Linked DNA regions of Homo sapiens: region 1 is linked to region 2. The links are chromatin contacts, found by Hi-C in ENCODE. All regions are on one chromosome and are shown on one strand. Each heading gives the region's core, a stretch centred on a gene start or an enhancer-like site at or near the end of the contact. The rest is flanking DNA. Distances are from core to core; before and after follow the strand shown. Region 1 holds the start of ART1 (ADP-ribosyltransferase 1). Region 2 holds the start of PHLDA2 (pleckstrin homology like domain family A member 2).

Evidence for each region. A loop is a pair of places that touch in the nucleus more often than their neighbours do.
Region 1: a loop to region 2 is called in a map of endothelial cell of umbilical vein, with 5 times the contacts of the local background. The contact joins the promoter of ART1 here to the promoter of PHLDA2 in region 2. A Hi-C loop is called at or near these places in 1 of 168 maps with a recorded cell type or tissue (endothelial cell of umbilical vein).

The regions. Positions count from the first base shown.
Region 1 is chr11:3,642,375-3,649,051 of GRCh38, reverse strand. ART1 (ADP-ribosyltransferase 1) reads right to left here and starts at 3,924. Exons shown (of 5, transcript NM_004314.3): 1 at 3,873-3,924. It also overlaps a transcript of ART5 not described here. RefSeq lists a silencer at 6,451-6,500 and an enhancer at 6,640-6,677.
Region 2 is chr11:2,928,170-2,935,274 of GRCh38, reverse strand. PHLDA2 (pleckstrin homology like domain family A member 2) reads left to right here and starts at 5,855. Exons shown (of 2, transcript NM_003311.4): 1 at 5,855-6,379; 2 at 6,608-7,002. The coding sequence starts at 5,911. The coding sequence ends at 6,369. RefSeq lists enhancers at 1,124-1,736, 4,751-5,359, 5,360-5,969, 5,970-6,578.

The DNA.
Region 1 (6,677 bases), core at 2,675-5,174, 720 kb before region 2:
AGGGGTTTGGGCGCAGAGATAAGAGGTCGGGGCACGGAAATAAGGGATGGGGCACAGAGATAAGAGGTCGGGGCGTGGAAATAAGGGATTGGGGCACAGAGGTAAGAGGTTGGGGTGTGGAAATAAGGGATTGGGGGTTCTTTCCTCCTAGAAAAGCGGGACTTGCCGCTAAGGGTGAAGGAGAAGGGGTTGAGGAGTTTTTGCCCCTCCCCCAGAAAAGCAGAGAAGGGGTAGAGACACAGAGAAAAGGGGTTGGGGTACTTACCCCTCCTCCAGAAAAGCGGGACTTGCCGCTAAGGGTGAAGGACCAAGGCAGGCGTCCCTGCATGATCTGACACCTCTGAAACGTGGGTGAATAATCAGAGAGGTGTCCCTGCAATGATTAAACACCAAGGGAAGGCTGCCTTCCCAGTCCGTGACCGGCGCCGGAGTTTTGGGTCCACAGATAAAACGTGTCTCCTTTGTCTCTACCAGAAAATGAAAGGAATTGAAATTAAGAGAATGGAGAGATTGAAGTGTGGCGCCAAGATTGAAAGGGGAAAGAGGTTGAGGGATAGTGAGGGAGGTTGGAGAAGTGAGTAAAAAGAGTCTGCTTACTGGATTTGAAATTGGTGAGATATTTCTTGCGCTGGTCGGTCTGAGGACCTGAGGTTGTAGGTGGGTCTTTCTCACAGAGCAAAGAGCAGGAGGACAGGGGATTGATCTCCTAAGGGAGGTCCCCCGATCTGAGTCAGGGCACCAAATTTCATGCGCGTCCGTGTGAAGACACCACCAAACAGGCTTTGTGTGAGCAATAAAGCTTTTAATCACCTGGGTGCAGGTGGACTGAGTCCGAAAAGAGAGTCAGCGAAGGGAGATAAGGGTGGGGCCGTTTTATAGGATTTGGGTAGGTAAAGGAAAATTACAGTCAAAGGGGGGTTGTTCTCTGGCAGGCAGAGTGGGGGTCACAAGGTGCTCAGTAGGGGAGCTTTTGAGCCAGGATGAGCCAGGAGAAGGAATTTCACAAGACAATGTCATCAGTTAAGGCAGGAACCGGCCATCTGGATGTGTTTGTGCAGGTCACAGGGGATATGATGGCTTAGCTTCGGCTCAGAGGCCTGACACCTCTTTTATTGCCCATCTTCTTTTATTGCCCTCTATCTTCTTCCACCATTCTTACATGACTGCAGAGTGTCCTGCTCCAGCACAGCCCTGTGCAACTTTACTTTTTTTTTTTTCAGCCTCATTGAAGTATAATTGGTATACAAAAAACTGCACATAATTAATATATACAATTTGGTGAGTTTGGAAATAAGTATACACTCATGTTACCATTCCCACAATCAAGGGAATAAACATGTTCATCACTTCCAAGTTTCTGTGTATCCCTTTGTTTTCATTTTATTTTTATTTTTATTTATATATTATTTATTTATTTTGAGACAGGGTCTCACTCTGTCGCCCAGGCTGGAGTGCAGTGGTGCAATCTCGGCTCACTTCAACCTCTACCTCCCGGGTTCAAGTGATTCTCCCACCTCAACTTCCCAAGTAGCTGGTACTACAGGTGCCCACAAGCACGCCCAGCTAATTTTTGTATTTAGTTGAGAAGGGGTTTTGCCATGTTGACCAAGCTGTTCTGGAACTCCTGACCTCAGGTGATCCACCTGCCCAGGCCTTTCAAAGTGCTGGGATTATAGGCCTGAGCCACCGCACCCAGCCTCGTTTTTTTTTTTGTTTTGTTTTGTTTTTTTTGAGACGGAGTTTTGCTCGTTGCCCAGGCTGGAGTGCAATGGTGCAATCTCGACTCACTGCAACCTCTGCCTCCCGGGTTCAAGCAATTCTCCGCCTCAGCCTCCCCAGTAGTTGCGATTACAGGCATGTGCCATCATGCCTGGCTAATTTTATATTTTTAGTAGAAATGGGGTTTCTCCACGTTGGTCAGGCTGGTCTCAAATTCCTGACCTCAGGTGATCCGCTGCCCGCCTCGGCCTCCTAAAGTGCTGGGATTACAGGCATAAGCCACCGTGCCTGGCCTGTTTTTATTTTTATTTTGTTTTGTTTTGTTTTTGGTTTTCATGTAGCAAGAACATTTAATGTGAGATGTACCCTCTTTACACATGTTTAAGTGCACAGTGCCTTATTGTTACTATAGGCACAATGTTATACCAGAGTAGACTTGAAAAGCTCATCTTGCTCATTATTGTAGTCCCAGTACAAAGCAGGTGCTCAGTAAAAATGTATTGAATGAATGATCGGGTTTGGAGGGGAAATGGTGAGTTCACTTTGGGAAATGTGAACTCCCTGAAGCAGATGTCCAAGAGGTAGCAGAATGGACAATCAAGGAGACATCTGAGAGTCACAGGTGATTGAAATCAGGGAAGAGATGAGATCCCCAGAGCAAGGGAAAGAGAAGGCTGAAAGGCAGAGGGTGAGCTGCTTGATTGATGAAGCCAGAGGTCAGGTGGAGCCGCACTCCTCCTTGGCTTTCTAGAGGCTCTTTGCATCTGGTCCTTGGGTTCCATGAGATACCCTGGTATCCTTGTGATAAAATCCTCTTTAGGCTTAATCTAGCTCAGGGTGGCTCCTGTTAATTTGCCATGGCAAGTCTCACGTGATAAACCATCCCCATTATTCACCCAGTCACCCATGATGGTCCCCTGGGTGTCCATTCAGTCAATCATTCGTCAAACATTCACATAGTTGCCAACTAATGCTGGGTGAGATAGGGGTCCATCCTAGATTCTCCTTCCCTTCAACATCCACACCCCCTGCCCTGGCTCAGGTTTGCCCCTTCCTCCTCGCTGATCTCCCCGCCTCCACAGTCAGCCCCAATATCCTGCCTGCCCAGGGAGAGCAATGTTTCTAAAGCGCGACTCTGGTCATGTTCCTTACATGCTTAAAAGCCCTCTGTGCCAAAACTGACTGGAAGAAATATCTCAAAATATAGAGTAAAAATGCAGAGATGAAAATCATGAGGGAAGAGATACAAACACATCTAGAAAAAAAAAACAAAACAAACAAACAAAACATCCCTCCATACCCTAAGGACAGAGGCCAGCGTCCTTATCCTGGCCCTCTGCACCCTCTGCAGGCTCGCACCTGCCACTCCTGCTTGGCTTCTGTAGTGCAGAACAACGTCGCAGGTGCGGCTCCGTGGTTACCCTCCCTGTGGCTCTGCACACATCGCCCCTCTCCTTGGGACACCCTTCTCCTGGATACCTACTCTTCAAGGCTTAACCCGAGGGCCACCTCCTCCAGGAAGCCCTCTGACTCCTCTGGGCTCTGGTATCACCCTGTGCTGTCCTCTGTCACTGTCCTTATCACACTGTGCTGCCCTTATATGTGCCTGGCTCCTCTTCTGGCCAGTGAGTTCCTTGAGGGCAGGGACCATGTATGCCAAGGCCAGGGACTGGGGAGGCCCCAGCATGTTTGCTGAGAGTCTGAGGAACTTTCTCAGCGCAGCTAACAGTGTAGACCACTGCAGAGCAGGTGGGTGGCTGGCCTTGGTGACCAGTGTCAGGGGAGATGTGGTGGGAACCGGAGGGATGGGGTGGGCATGGGCCCAAGGAGCTGGGGATGCTGAGCAATTCCTTTTCTAGCCCAAGGGAGCTGCGCTTCTGTCCTCCCTCTCATCCTGCTCGGAGCAATTCTGTCATCAGTTTCTCATCCAGGCCCTTGCTGAACATACCCTCCTGGGAATGTGACCCCAAATCTCCCCACAGGAATCCCAAACTTCCCATGGCTCCCAACCTTCCTAGGTATCCCAAACTTCATCAAAGTTTCCTGGAAACTTTTTCTCATGACTCCTAAAATTCCACCGTTCATCTCCCAAATTTCACCTCAAAACCACTTTTCCTGCCCAGCACCCAGGAGGAGAGTGGTGCACTCCTTACCTAGGCCTTGTCCTGGGTGGGGAAGCTGCTGCTGATCTCCACCATGGCCACCAGGAGAGGGGAGGACAAGTTTCTTTTTGATATTGTTAGTCCCCACCCCTTGAACCTCCCCCACACAGCTGCTCAGAAACGTGACACGCCCCCATCTATTTCTGGATGTCTCCTCAGGGCTCAGGAACACCAGCCTCTGCCCAGTCTGACCTGCCCAGTGTTCTTCTAAGGGAGGAAACCATACCTCATATTGTCTTATGTCCGATTTCTGCCTCCAAAGTAAACACTAAAAGGCAGAAATGAAATCCACAAGCAGACAGCCAGACAGCCCAGCGCCACACCCTGGGCCTGGCAGTTAAAGATTGACCCCTGACCTAATCGGTTATTTGTATAAAAAAGCACTGTGAAGATCCCTGTCCTGTTCTGTTCCCTTCTAATTACCGGTGTATGCATCCCCCAGTCACGTACCCGCTGCTTGCTCAATCGATCACGACGCTCTCACGCGGACCCCCTTAGAGTTGTGAGCCCTTAAAAGGGATAGGAATTGCTCACTCAGGGAGCTCAGCTCTTGAGACAGGAGTCTTGCCGATGCTCCCAGCTGAATAAACCCCTTCCTTCTTTAACTCAGCATCTGAGGGGTTTTGTCTGAGGCTCTTCCTGCTACATTTCCCACAAAAAAGGGAATCCCTGAAGCCAGAGAGGAGGTGGACTGAAGCACTGGGGATCCAGGCTGGGACAACTGCCTCCTCACTGGCTGTGGTCCTGTACTCTGGTCAGCCAAGGAGGAGGAAGAGAGGAGGAAGCTTCAGCACCCCGACCTCAGAGAGCGTCTCCTTAGATTTTGTACCTTTCACACAAACACTGAGACTTAGCTAAGGTGCCAGGAGAGATTCGAACTAAGGAGGCTGTATTCTGAGTCCCAGTTCCAGCTCTGACTTACCAGTGATCTTGCAGGACTTCTTAATGCTATACTTAGGATCCCTGCCCAATGACTAGTTTTTTTTTTTAGATGGAGTCTCGCTCTGTCACCAGGCTGGAGTGCAGTGGCGCAATCTTGGCTCACTGTAACCTCTGCCTCTCGGGTTCAAGCGATTCTCCTGCCTCAGCCTCCTGAATAGCTGGGACTACAGGCGCCTGCCACCACGCCCAGCTAATTTTTGTATTTTTAGTAGAGATGGGGTTTCACCATGTTGGCCAGGATGGTCTCGATCTCTTGACCTCGTGATCCGCCTGCCTCGGCCTCCCAAAGTGCTGGGATTACAGGTGTGAGCCACCGCACCCGGCCCCCAATGACTAGATTTGAATCCATCTCTTGGGGCCTTATTTTGGGTTCCAGGTCCTGGGATGGGAGAAGCAATCCCCCAAAGCCAGAGGGTGGAGAGGGACAAAGCAGTGATTCCAATACATCTGGTCTCGGGTCATCCCAGCAGGCCAAGCTGTCCTCAGGTGGTATCTTTTCAAGCAACTGCAAACACTCAACTTCCTCCAGAGAGTGGGCAGGCAGGATATATAGGCAAATGCTGTTTTTCACCATGATGGGAAACGGTAGGATGATTCCTTATTTTAGAATCTGGGAGGGCTTTGGGATGGCTAGACTCATAGAAGGGGGCAAAAGAACTTGTCCTGGAGCTGTTTTTCTTTCTTTCTTTCTTTTTTCTTTTTTTTTTTTTTTGAGATGGAGTTTCGCCCTTTTGCCCAGGCTGGAGTGCAGTGGCTCCATCTCAGCTCACTGCAATCTCCACCTTCCGGTTTCAGGCGATTCTCCTGCCTCAGCCACCCAAGTAGCTGGGATTACAGGCCCCTGCCACCACGCCCGGCTAATCTTTGTTGGCCAGGCTGGTCCCGAACTCCTGACCTCGTGATCCTCCCACTTCAGCCTCCCAAAGTGCTGGGATTACAGGCGGGAGCCACTGCGCCCTGCCCTGGAGCTGTTTTTCTAACAAGCACTCAGAAGCACCTCCCTCCCCACCCTCCTCCAAGCCTGGACCCACCGTATGTCTTCCCGTTTGGTCTACAGAAAGGATTCTGGGAGATAGCAGGATTCTAGGTGGAGGAAACTTTTTATTTGGCTGACACTCTGAGGGGATGGGGGGACAGGGATGGGGAAAATTAATGAGCCAGACCAGGATGGATTCCTTTGGGTAGCTCTAATCTTTCGTGCCCACCTCAGCCCCAGCAGGCAGCATTTCTCAAATCCTAGCTTTCGGCGACCCTCCGGCCGCTGGGGGAAGGAGGGGTGACAACCCCACCTCCTCCTGGCTCTGGCTGCTAGGAAGCTCTTCCCTGAGTTACCAATTCCTCCGCTGGCCCCTTCTCCCATGACCTCTGACGGGGCATCCAAAACTCAGAGCCAGGTTATTTATAGATAAGCCCAGAGGAGGTGGGGGAAAGGCCAGTGTTTACAAACATGGGTCACCTGAGTCTGAGCGGCCACGAGAGCGGTCTGGGGGAGGGGCGAGACCGGACCCTGTGGATCTGCGACCAAGGGCTCTGTCTCTGGCCCAACCCCACTGAAGGCGAATGGGGAGAGGGCCCAGAGCAGGCAGGGAGTGGGCGCTGCTCAGATGCTGGAGCACGTGGCCCAGGGTGTGGGCCAAATGCAAACTGTATGCAAATCGCAGTGCTCCGGGGGCGACCTCTCGGCCGGCGGGACCCCCGCGGGGCCCCTGGCCTGGTGGGCCGGGGACCAGGGGCCGACCGGGTCAGGGCCCGCCTGAGGGAGAGGCCGAGTCTCACAAGTTTCCTCCCCATCACTCACAGCCAAAGAGGGTCCCGCAGAAAGACCCCGCAGGCCTTGAGAAAGGGAATTGCTCC
Region 2 (7,105 bases), core at 4,606-7,105:
TGAACTCCTGTTTTCAAGTAATCCTCCCACTTGGTCCTCCCAAAGCAGCCCTGGATTACTGGCACAAGTCACAGCACCTGGCCTATCTTTGGTAATTTTTTAACGTTGGAAATAATTAATGACAATACACCTGCCAGGGCTCCCCCAGACCGGCGGAATGAGAAGTTCAGGCCAGGAGGGTGAGCATCTGCGCTGTGAGAAGGCTGCCCCAGCGATTCTGCAATCTGAGCCCTGTGCAGGGCATGGGGCCACCTCAGTCCTCCCTCTCTCCCTTCCTGTATTTTGTTTGTTCCTTTGTTCATTGGTTCACTCCTTCAAGCTTCTGGAGACATCCCCACAAGCCAGGTGCAGGGCGGTCATGTTGGCTGCTCTTGTTTTCCATCTGCGAGTGACTGCTGGGAGGGCCCTTTCCTGAGCTCCCTGTGTCCTGGCCCCATCTCCCAACCTCTGGAGGCTCCATAACCACCCACAAGCAGCCCTGTGGAGGTGACACCAGCCTGATGGAGCCCGACGGAGGCCCCACTCTGCCCCACGGGGCCCCCTCATCTTGGCACGCCTGACTGCCAGTCTCACCCGAGGCAGCAAGGGGCTGTCTGGTCTCATACACACGCCAACAGTCTGCACGTTCAGTAGTCAGTGCAGAGGGGGTCTTTTGGACAATGACGTGGATGCCTTTATTTTTTGAGACAGGGTCTTGCTCTGTCACCCAGGCTGCAGTGCAGTGGAGTAATCACGGCTCACTGCAGCCTCGACCGCCTGGGCTGAAGTGATCCTCCCAACTCAGCCTCCCAAGTAGTTGGGACTATAGTGCACATGCCACCATGCCTGGCTAATTTTTATTTTTTTTTTTGTAGAGATGGGGGGGTCTTGCTGTGTTGTCCAGGCTGGTCTCAAACTTCTGGGCTCAAGCAATCTGCTCACCTCGGCCTCCCAACTTGCTGGGATCATAGGCGTCAGCCACCGAGCCCGGCCTCAGGATGCTTTTTTAGCCATTTCCTGAGTGCCTGGGCTGATCCCTGGGGCTCCCAAAGAATAAAACATTATCACTGCATTTAAGGAGCTGATAATAGCTTCTGAGCAGGGTACTGAGGGATAAACAGGAGCTCATCAGGGGCCAAGGAGAAGGGTGTTCCTGGTTTCTCAATCAATCCCCAACATCTTGTGAGGTAGGACCTGCCTGTCAGGCTCCAGTGGAAGAGCTCAGGAAGAGACACAGCAACAGAGAACACAGCCCTCCAAGGCCAAGATCAGGCTGACAGCAAGTGTCTGAAAACCAGGTGGGTCATGCCACGGGGCCTCTCACTTTCCTCAGGCTGCAGCTGGGAGGAGACAGATAGAGGGCAAGCCTGAGTCACAGGCCCTGGCACATGGGCCATGTTGGGCTCAGGTGAGGTGGCACCAGTGCACTGCTCAGGTGCTGCAGCTCCAGGCAGCTTAGGTCTTCCCCCAGCCTCCCCAGGCTCAGGTGGGCGGAGGCTTGGAGACCCATGGCCTAGCAGTATGTGGTTGGCAGGAGGCAGGCCTTAGAGTGCGCCCTGGCAATCTGAGAGGGCTTCCTGGAGGGGGTGAGAGGAGCTAGGGGTGGGCCTTCCTGACTGAGGAGCAGTGGGCCTTTCTGCAGGGCTCTCTCTGAGCAACCCCTCCCACAAGAGGGTGGTGTCAAGCCCCAGGCACTGGGCCGGGCCCTGTGACACGCAGCTTCCTCACAGGCTGGCAGGATGGCCAGGCTCGTTGGGCAAGTGCCTGGAGGGCCCGGCCTCGTCACCGTAAGGAAGTGACCTCACTCAGGGAGTTTCGGAGAGGTGCCCGCATCCTACTCCAGCTGCTGACAGCCTCACACAGCTGGGCTCCGGTGCCAAGGGTCCAGGCAGCTGGACAGGGCAGCCAGTGTCCCAGGCCAGATGTTTGGGCACCCAGACTGTACAATGCCTGCCCAGGGGTGGGGGCCCTTGGCTCAGGCTCTGCATGAATCCTGGATGTGGCCCCTCAGATAAATATCAGTAAACCCGGTTTGGACTGATGCTGCCTGACACCACCAACTCGAGGCAGAGCCCCCTCCCCATCCTGAGAAGCAGTCACAGAACATCAGGGCTGTTTCCTGCCCCGAGCCACAGGGTGCCACAGAATCGGGGAAGCTGTGGATGTGGCCGCACTGGCCACTGTGTAACCTGGGTGAGTCACCACCTCTCTGAAACCCCCACCCAGTGTTCCCTGCAAACCCAAGAAAGCAGTCTCAACAGGGAGAAATGACCGCACAGAACTAGCACGGGGCAGGGCCACACGGACTCTCCTGCCGGTGCCTGGCCCTGGCATCTCTCCGGCAGGTGGTTCCTCCGCCTCCAGCACGTGAGTGGTCCAGAACCCTCGTAGAAGCAGGTCCCATGGGGTGTGGCCGAATCCACGCCGGGTTCCAATCTCTGTGCTGTGCTGGAGAAGCTCCCAGGCTCTTGGCTATCAAATGGCTCTAGGAGGGGCATTCCTCAAAAGACCCTCATGTGGGGTCCCTGTGTCAGCACTCTTCTGCCTCAACATCCCTCCCCCACATCCCAGGAAGTGAGTGTCACAGCCCTCATCCTCCAGAGGGGACCCTCAGGCAGGCCTGCTCTGGGGGATAGAGATAGGGTCCCTCCTTGGAAAGGTGACCTTGACAAGTCACTGCACCTCTCTGAGCCACCCTTTCTGCATCTGCAGCTTGGGGCCAGTGCTTCTCCTGGGGGCACCGCTCAGCCCCAGGTGGGACCAGGTGAGGCGGTGAGGCTCAGGCCTCAGGCAAGGGAGGCCGAGCGGGGGCTGGCAGAGGGCGGGTGGCTCAGAGGGGCAGACGGCAGTGTGAGTTAGTGGTGGTGGTAAAGCCCCTCGGGTGGATGGTGGACGCAGAGAGGATGGGGCAGCCCCTGTGTGCAAGTACCTGCCAAGTTGGCATGGTGTCCTCCAAGCCCCTCTCACCTCCTAAGGCCGTGGTTTATTTTTGCCCATGTCCATAAAGACACCCTGGGGGCTCCTGAAGTCACCTGCTGGTCCAGGGCTGGTAAGGCTTGGGAGTCGGCTCCCTCCAGCCCCCACATTGGCAACCAGGTTCAGGCTGGTTTGGCCGAGCAGGGGCCCAGGGTGTCTAGCAGCTGCTGGGGAGGCCAGGGCCACTACAACTGAGCCCCTGGGGCAGGGACTGTGGGCAGAGAAGCTGCCTGGGGAGGCCTGGCCTCCAGGGCTCAGACCTGATTTCCAGCAGCCCCTAAAGGGCCATCCACCCCCATACCCCCCAGGTCTTCACAGTGTCCATGAGGGGAATAGCAGAGAGGGGCTGAGTGGGCAGGAAATCCCCTAGGGAGGGCAGGGCCTCTGAATCTCGGCTGCACACCCTGCCCCCTGGCCTCCCAGCTCCTGCCCCACCTGTCAGAGCATCACCCCTGGGTTGTAAGTCCTGCCCCCAGGGGAGTGAGTTTCCCAGCCTCCCTTGAGAGGGCCACTGGGGTACAGGCAAAGAGAGGAGCTGGGCGGGGCTGGGGGAGCACACCTCACCTGGCCTCACCTGGTTTCCAAACCCTCTTCCTCCCCCTCATTTCTCTCAGCCCCTTATCTGCTCCTGCCTGTTCTCTGTCCCTTCCCCAAGGCCCTCTCCATCCTGAACCAGTTTCCTCTTCTGTGGAACAGGGGCTGGAGTGCCCACTTTGGGGAGTTCTCTGGGTTAGGTGGAGGCTGGGCACAGTGGTGGCATACGGGCACCACTGGCCCTTCAAGGTCTCCTTGGAATCTTCGAGGGCACGCCCTCCCCACAGAGTCCTCCAAGCTGTCCTCCTGGCCTCCAGTACCCCCGACCCCTATCCCCATCCTCATGTACCTGCTGTGCCCCTGGGGTTTAGAGGGATTCCTCTCCCCTCCTCTGGGGTCCCAGCACCAGCCAGGCCTGCAGGCACACAGTAGGTGCTTAAGCAACCACGAGTGTCGGGGGATTTGCCTGGAGCCGAAGTTCCACTGGCTGGCCCCTCAATGGGGTAGGCAGGCTGGTGGGCCTGGAGGTGTTCCAGGCACCTGTGGGCTGGCGCAGTGACAGAGCGCTCTGCCCCCGGCCGCTTCTCCTGGTCTCCCACTGCCCAGAGGTGCCTCTTGCCCAGGTCCCACTGTCCGGCAGCCCAGGGCCCTCTGGAAGCAAAAGAAGGGACACCAGAGTCCGAATCCTTCCTGCAGCCTCTCCGGAACAATGCTCGAATCCCCTCTCCCCGCCAAAGGCTGACCTCCCCTCACCCACCCACCCTACCTGCTGCTCCCTCACCACAGGATCCCAGCCCTGCTGCAAGGACAGGTGTCAGGTAGGGGGCAGTGTTGACCCGCCGGCCCCAGGCAGGTGTCTCACTCCCAGGCCAGAACCCTGGCACAGCCCAACCCTGCCCTCTGCCGGCACTGCCCCTCCACACCACATCCCTGCCCACTGCCAGGTCCTCTGGCCACACCGGTGGGACCACCGGGCAGCTGCTACCTGCATGCCATTCACAGAACCGGGTCTGGGGCGCTCCTCTGAGCCGGACGTCTCTTTATCCTTTACAGTGACCCTGAAGGGCAGGTGGAGGTAGGGCTGGTCCCAGGTCTGGGTTTTACGCTCTGCTGCCACTGTCTTGACATTTTAAATACATTTTGAATCAGGGGACTCTCGTTTTCATTTTGCGTGAGCCCCGTCATTGAGGCCAATTCTGACCCCAGAGTTGGGACTTCCTGCTGTAACCACCCCAGGGCGCAGCTAGGGGGCAGGGGTGCGGGAAGGTGGGAGACGTGGAGTAGTAGCCGGGGTCTCTGGGGTCCTCTCGGCCGGCTCCACCCCCACCCCTGGGAACCCGGGAAGAGCCGGCTTTCGCTTCCTGTCTATTAAACCCTTTAAAGGAAGAGGGTAAATAAAACCGCCCGTCTGCCCAGCTGGAAAGCGATGACTCAGCCGCCCCCGCCGACCCTCGCCCCCAGGCTGATCCCAGAGAGCGGGCGTCGCGGCCCAGCCCGAACCCCTCAGCTCCTGGGACCTCTCTCCGGTCCGGGTCGTGGGGGCGCGGTCGGAGCAGTCCGTACCCCAGTTCGGGACACTACGAGGGCGCAGGGAGGAGAACGGGCTTCCTCTTCCCCTTCCATTTTCTGAGCTCTATGGGTTGCTGGTCTAGCCCTTTCCACGTGTTCCCTAATCCAGCAAAGGTTACTGTTCCCATTTCACAGAAGCGAAAACCGAGGCTAAGAGAGGTGGTCGTTCTTGGCGCAGCCCGTGGGTGGCAAGATAGGAGCTCGGTCCGCTAGGGCAGGGCCACTTTCGGAGAGGGTCTCTGGGCGGCCCTGGGAAAGGCCCCCGAACAGGACGGAACGGCCAGGGCTCGGGAGTAAGGAAGGGGGCCTCGACCCTCCTTCTGCCCCGGGAGCCCGAGAGCGGCAGGGCTGGACTTGGGGCGCCTGGAGGGTGAAGGTCTGGTCCCGGCTGTCTCCCCACGGTGGGCCGGCCCCGGGCCCGCGGGTGCTTCCCGGGGCTCCCCGGCGTGAGTCATCGCGGGCAGGGCTGGCTGCAGCGCATTCTTCCGCGGGGCCGGCCTGCGAGACGGTGCGGGCGAGCGCCCGGGCGGGGCGGGACCTCGAGTCACCCCACGGGGCCGGACAGCTGGGGCACGGGGGGCAAGAGGAGCGCGGGCTTCTGAGATGGGAGGGGACGGCCGGGGACCGACCAGAGCGCGGACGCGACGGTGCGGGCCCGGACGGCTGGGCTTGGGGAGGGTATGGCCCGGGGCGCGCGGGGCTCAGGCGGGCGGGGTGGCCCGAGGGCCGGGGCGGGGCGGGGAGGGGCGGGGCGGGGAGGGGCAGCTATAAAGGCCGCGCCGGGGCCACGAGGAGCAGAGCCGGCGCCGTCACCGCCCGCATTGCCGCTCCCAGTCCCGCGCTCGGCACGACATGAAATCCCCCGACGAGGTGCTACGCGAGGGCGAGTTGGAGAAGCGCAGCGACAGCCTCTTCCAGCTATGGAAGAAGAAGCGCGGGGTGCTCACCTCCGACCGCCTGAGCCTGTTCCCCGCCAGCCCCCGCGCGCGCCCCAAGGAGCTGCGCTTCCACTCCATCCTCAAGGTGGACTGCGTGGAGCGCACGGGCAAGTACGTGTACTTCACCATCGTCACCACCGACCACAAGGAGATCGACTTCCGCTGCGCGGGCGAGAGCTGCTGGAACGCGGCCATCGCGCTGGCGCTCATCGATTTCCAGAACCGCCGCGCCCTGCAGGACTTTCGCAGCCGCCAGGAACGCACCGCACCCGCCGCACCCGCCGAGGACGCCGTGGCTGCCGCGGCCGCCGCACCCTCCGAGCCCTCGGAGCCCTCCAGGCCATCCCCGCAGCCCAAACCCCGCACGCCATGAGCCCGCCGCGGTGAGTGACTGCCCGCGTCCCGGCGAGCCCTGCGCCCTAACAGCCGGGACCGGGGCCTTTGGGAAAAACCACTTCAACCCCAGACGGCGGGGCGGGGGCGCTGCACCTCCTTGGGGGACCCGGCGCCCCGCAATCGCGCTGGCCCCCTCGCGTCAGGGTCTCGGGGCCCCTCAGGCTGGACCCGGACCGGCCCTGGCACAGCTCTCTGACCCAGTCCTTTCCCCACAGGGCCATACGCTGGACGAGTCGGACCGAGGCTAGGACGTGGCCGGCGCTCTCCAGCCCTGCAGCAGAAGAACTTCCCGTGCGCGCGGATCCTCGCTCCGTTGCACGGGCGCCTTAAGTTATTGGACTATCTAATATCTATGTATTTATTTCGCTGGTTCTTTGTAGTCACATATTTTATAGTCTTAATATCTTGTTTTTGCATCACTGTGCCCATTGCAAATAAATCACTTGGCCAGTTTGCTTTTCTACCATCCGGCTGTGGCTCAGTGAGACTCCTGCTGGGAGGGTGGAGGCCCAGGAATGGGCGGGCAGGACACCCTCATCCAGTCCTGCGGGGCTGGTGTGAAAGGCGCTGGGAACCGGCTTTGAATGAATAAATGAATCGTGTCATCTGCTGGGCCTGGTCCACACCCTCTTTTCCAAGCAGCCTCCCCAGAGGCCAGGAAGTGCCCTGGGGCTTGACCCTGGCTACCTTCTGCTCCTTGGTGTGTCCTGAGG